2 separate regions of the Homo sapiens genome follow, and region 2 is linked to region 1. A link is an interaction called in ENCODE POLR2A ChIA-PET data of the cell type or tissue named here. Cell type or tissue: Panc1. All regions are shown on one strand. Region 1 overlaps AFF3 (ALF transcription elongation factor 3). Region 2 overlaps AFF3 (ALF transcription elongation factor 3).

What was found. Peaks named below come from ENCODE experiments on the same cell type or tissue, not always from the same donor. Only the 100,000 strongest peaks of a DNase experiment are listed, where the experiment ranks them.
Region 2: POLR2A ChIA-PET joins it to region 1 with 5 read pairs; 2 of 35 experiments call an interaction of 5 or more read pairs at or near these places.

Annotation. Positions count from the first base shown.
Region 1 is chr2:99,974,577-99,977,076 of GRCh38, forward strand. The region is part of intron 7 of AFF3 (ALF transcription elongation factor 3); the gene reads right to left. Among named protein-coding and RNA genes, the nearest start is that of AFF3, 170 kb to the right of the region's middle. In Panc1, no CTCF peak of the experiment used is centred here; a DNase peak (open chromatin) is centred at 1,035.
Region 2 is chr2:100,043,975-100,046,474 of GRCh38, forward strand. All of the region lies in intron 4 of AFF3 (ALF transcription elongation factor 3), which reads right to left. Among named protein-coding and RNA genes, the nearest start is that of AFF3, 97 kb to the right of the region's middle. In Panc1, no CTCF peak of the experiment used is centred here; no DNase peak of the experiment used is centred here; H3K27me3 peaks cover 410 bases.

The sequences.
Region 1 (2,500 bases):
GGCATTTATCTCAAACCTGTCTCTACCCAATCTGACAACCTTTTGTCTCTCTGACCAATGGAAAATGGAAATGATTTTTCACTACTGTTCCCGCAGCAGTGAAGGGTCTCTTCTGAGTGTGGAGATTTAGTTCAACAGTTGAGTATAAAACAAATGCAAAAGCTGACATTTGTCATCCATGGCAGAAATAAAAGGCTAATTAATGAGATCTGTTGGAGTCCCTTCTCCCAGTGCACCCACTGGTGCCCATGGAGAATGCACACTGCCTTCCCAAATTGTGACACGTGTGACAAACTCTACCAGAGTGAATGATGGTCTGGGAAAGGTATGGCAGTGCAGCTCCGTGGCATGGTGAAAGGAAGAAAACATCATCAGGTTTCAATTCAAGGCAGTGGTAGTTAATAATGGACTTCCTGAAACCTGTAGCTCAATCACTAAGGGAATATTAAGATTTTCCACTTGAAATAACCAGGATTATGTGGGCCATCCTAGAAGCCTGCTGAACTGGAATGCATTCATACCCTGGTAATCATATTAACTTACTGTTAGGCCAAGGTCAACTTGATTTTGTGTTTCACCAAAGCTCACTGGGTCTTTTCTCTTGACAGCCATTGGGCAAGTGAGGGATACACGGTTGACTTGAAGCTGGAATCCACCCAGACCCAATGAATCACTGACCTCTCATTTTTAACCCTAATGAATTGGGGTAGAATTAGATATTTTGAATTATCATACAAAGCAGAGTAAACCCAACAATCTATCAAAATTATCTAACTATCTAGACTGAACAATTTTACTTGGAAAGGATATACCTGCTTATGAAATACTAATGATGACAGCAAGAAAGTCTGATTTCAAATCTATGGGTGCCAACATTCTATGTATGGTCATGGAAATACATATGTAAACTTGATACACTGACAAGTCATTTCCTATGACATTTTGCCAATCAAAATAAAGTAAAATGAAGAAAATTGTTTAGAAAATCTGGATCTTGTTTCCTTAAGGTGTATGTAGGAGGAAGCAGTAGGAGGCAGGAGGCATTTTCATTTTTATTTTACTGCACCAGTGTTTGGAGCTCAGCAGCTGAGATGGGGTGAGTAACACATGAGCTTTGATGAGCAATTGTGGACACAGCCCTTTTTGCCAACATCTCACTCATTACCTTTTCCCTCCACTTTTTTTTTTTTTTTTTTTTGCCAAACCACCCTACTAGATTATAACAGTCTGCATCAAGAAACATTTCATTTAATTCTGGAAAGGCACAGCCATGGAAATAGAAGATTAAAATGAAAAAAAAAAAAAAGAAAAAAGAAAAAGAGAAAACCCACACAAAAAAAATGAAACTAAGAGATTCTGAAAGCAGCATTTCCTAATTAAGAAGGCCCAAGAAGGTGACAGATGTACCCAGGTCCCCACAACCAGCCAGTGGCAGAACCACCAGAAGAGCTCATTTTCCTAGTGCCTGCCCAGGTTTTTTCTACAATGCTCACAGCATTGCAAGGAGGAGTTAACGCCAATTCTTATTCAAAATTAAATTCTATTAGATATTAAGGATTTCTGGTGGGAATACTTCAGAAATGAAAAAGTATTTTCAATTTAAATTAAATTAAATTTCCAATTAAGTCACAGAGAACTGTACTTCAACAGGAATCTCTTTTACTCTACCCCTTTACAAAAGAAATATTTCACTTTTTTTCTTTCTGGTCATCAATTAAGAGTTTTATGTAAAATGTGTCACTTTCATCTCTGATTAAAACGCATCCTATTTTAGGTTTTGAGATTAGAAGCTGAGGCCCAAGGACTCAATGAAATTGTATGGCATCGTTCCCGCAGATATACATACATATGCTCCTAGGAAAAAGGTTCGTAGCATTTATCAGATTTTCAACTGGATCTATAACTCTTCCAAAAGATTAATAAGTTCTGTTCCAGATAGAGCTGAGGTTTTGGCAAAGGTAAGGAATCCTTACTAAAGAATCTTGTTTCTCTCAATAGCCCCTAAATCTCTTCAACTCACATAATTGCTTTTAAATTCACAAAGGAAATCCACAAGGCCTACAAGGAAAAGCAAATTCCAGCCCCCACTAAAACGGGAATGGACAGCAACTGATTAATTCTGCAGTAATGAAAATTTAATATAAAACCTTTAATTTCATTTCAGGTAGCCTGAACTTCAGATTGGACATTTTCAGTAGAAAACCCATTTCTTTTTGTTCCTGTTTTTTTTTTTTTTTCCTAAAAAAGGCTTATATTTACTTGATTTGAATTTTGCTAGCATGCTTTTTCTTCTGAATTCAAGTGACTAGAACTGAAATTATTCCACCTGGGGAGAAGAGACAGCTGAAAGCCAATTTAGTATTGGTTTTCAAATACATGAAGGGTACTCAGAGAGAGGATGATTGCCAAAGAAAATGGTCTTTGAACCATAGAAAGAATCTGAGCTTGCTCTAAAGTTAAATTTCCTGACTTACAGAGTTTATGACATTAAACTGAGAGA
Region 2 (2,500 bases), 69 kb after region 1:
CTGAGAGCATGTGTGTTCTGGGCTTTTGTAATTAGGCAGCTTGCACCTGAGCGTCTCCATCTCTAGTAATTAGAGCTCACCGCGGCAGTTTCCTTCCCAGCCGATCTGGCCATGGGGCCAGGAATGAACACATGGAGGAGTGATGAGGGTGGTGTGCGGCTGTCTTGACCTCTTCTGCACCTTACCCTACTTCAGGATGGCAGGGTTCTCAGTTACACCAGGGGTGCCTGAAAGGCAGGACCCGCATCCTCCATTCTACCCTCTCAGCACCGAGCAGGATCCCCTCTCGTGGAAAACAGCTCACCCCGTGTATTCATGCACAGCTATGTATTTTGAGGGAAGTGGCTCTTTCTGTTTTCATCTGTCACTGTCCACTAAGATACAAATAAAGAGAAAACCTCTGCATCTCTAAATGAAAACACTGAACGTATTCAGAATAGCTCCGTTTCACAACCCCCTTCCATCTATCTACCCAAGTCATAGAGTGCAATGAACCTCAATGTCTTTTTTTCAAGCTGTTTTTCATTCTAAACACCTAAGTTGACTTTCCTGTCCCACTGCAGTAGCCAACAGCTAAAAATAAAATGAATTTCCCTGGGCAATATATAGAAAGGCATACTCTCTCACTTTTTTCCTTCGTGGGCTAGACAGATGCTTGCTGGTTCACTTGCCAATAATGATCGACCTGGCACTCGACTGAGCCTTCAAAACACTAAACATATCAAAGGCCCCAGGTTAACCTCTGAGATTTACTTTGGAGTAATTAATAGGTTTATAGTCCTTAAAATAATCTATGGATGTGCCAAAGAAAACTGTACAACAGTACTGTCCGTTTAGAGGCCCCATCAAACATGGGGGATGTCTGATGGGGCCTCGAAATGGACAGTACTATTTCTAAACCTGGGGGATACTCCACAGCAGCCTCGCTGTCCAGCAAGTCAGACCATCACGTCAAGCAGACATGAAGAGAGAGATGGGAACAAGCTAGGGGGATGTGGACAAGACGGCAATCTGCTTTGGGAAGAAGAGCATCAGCCCACAGCATCTTTTTTAATCTTTCCAACAGAGGCTCCAAAGCACCTCCTCAGCCCAACCAGCCTCCCTGATGAAACTCAGGGCTGTGGCTGGTCAGGAAGAGAAATGAAAGGAAGGGGAGGGGGACTGGCCATGGCAACAGAGGTGGGGAAGGGGAGGAGGGTGAGGAGCTGGCCGTTTTCCTTATCAAGTGGTCAGTGGTAGAGAAGACGGTGAGGTCACTCAGAAGACAACTGAGCTAGGGAGCAGCTGAGTGCCGCAGTTACTACCCGCCAGCAACAGTCGCATGTTCACCGGCGCTCTTTTCTTCTCGTTCTGCCTCTAAGAGGCACAGAAAACAGACAAGCAACTGCAGACTAATGTACTTCTTAATAAGAACAGCAGCTCCCGTGACTGCGTTCTCACCCTATGTCAGATACTCTGCTAAGAACTGCCTTATGTCTTCCCCTTTAAGGCTATCAATGAATATTTATTATTTTAAGTGAGGGCTTTCAAAAATACAGTTGATCCTTCAACAACATGGATTTTAAAAACTGCATGGGTCCACTTATTGTAGGTTTTTTTTTTTTTTGATAAAAGTTACAGCAAATGTGCCTGCCTCTCCTGCCTCCCTTTCCCCTCCCTCCACCTTTCCCACCTCTGCCAGTCCTGAGACAGCAAGCCCAACCCTTCTTCTTCCTCTTCAGCCAGTATACTCCACAGGAAGATGGAAAGAATGAAGACCTTTATGATGACCCACTTCCACTTAATGAATAGTAAACATATTTTCTCTTGCTTATGGTTTTCTTAATAACATTTTCTTTTCTCTAGCTTATTGTAAGAATAATATCTATCATATATTAACAGTACATATAATACATGTAACATACAAAATGCATGTTAATCAACTGTTTATGTTATCAGTAGGGGTTCCAGTCAACATTAAGCTATTCATAGTTGAGCCTTTGGGAAGTCAAAAGTTATATGTGAATTTTTGACTGCATGAGGGTTGGCACCTCTAACCCCAGAGCTGTTCAAGGGTCAACAGCACACACTCCTGAGTTCCAAGAATAGTCTACCACTTGCTGATCACATGATCTAAGGCAAGTAACTCAACCTTCAAAAGAAAACCTTTCTTGATCTGTAAAACAGGAATAACAGAATTAACAATGCATGTAAGGCATGTACTTAGCTGGTGCAGACAATGATTCTGATAACAGCTAATGTTTACATTATCCTATACCTACTCTATAGTGCTCACACACAAACAGAATGAGGCACAAGAGAGGCCCAGTAATGTGTCCAGCCCCACAGCTAGTCAGCGGTAACATCAGGATTCCAACCTATAAGTCTGGTACCAGAGTCCATGTTCTTAAACCATTAATCTACGATGCCTCTCAAGTAAATAGTCAATAAGTGGTAGGTGTGAGGCTGTAGGAAAAAGAGGAGACGAAGGGACAGGAAAGCAGTCCTCATTGGAAAACTA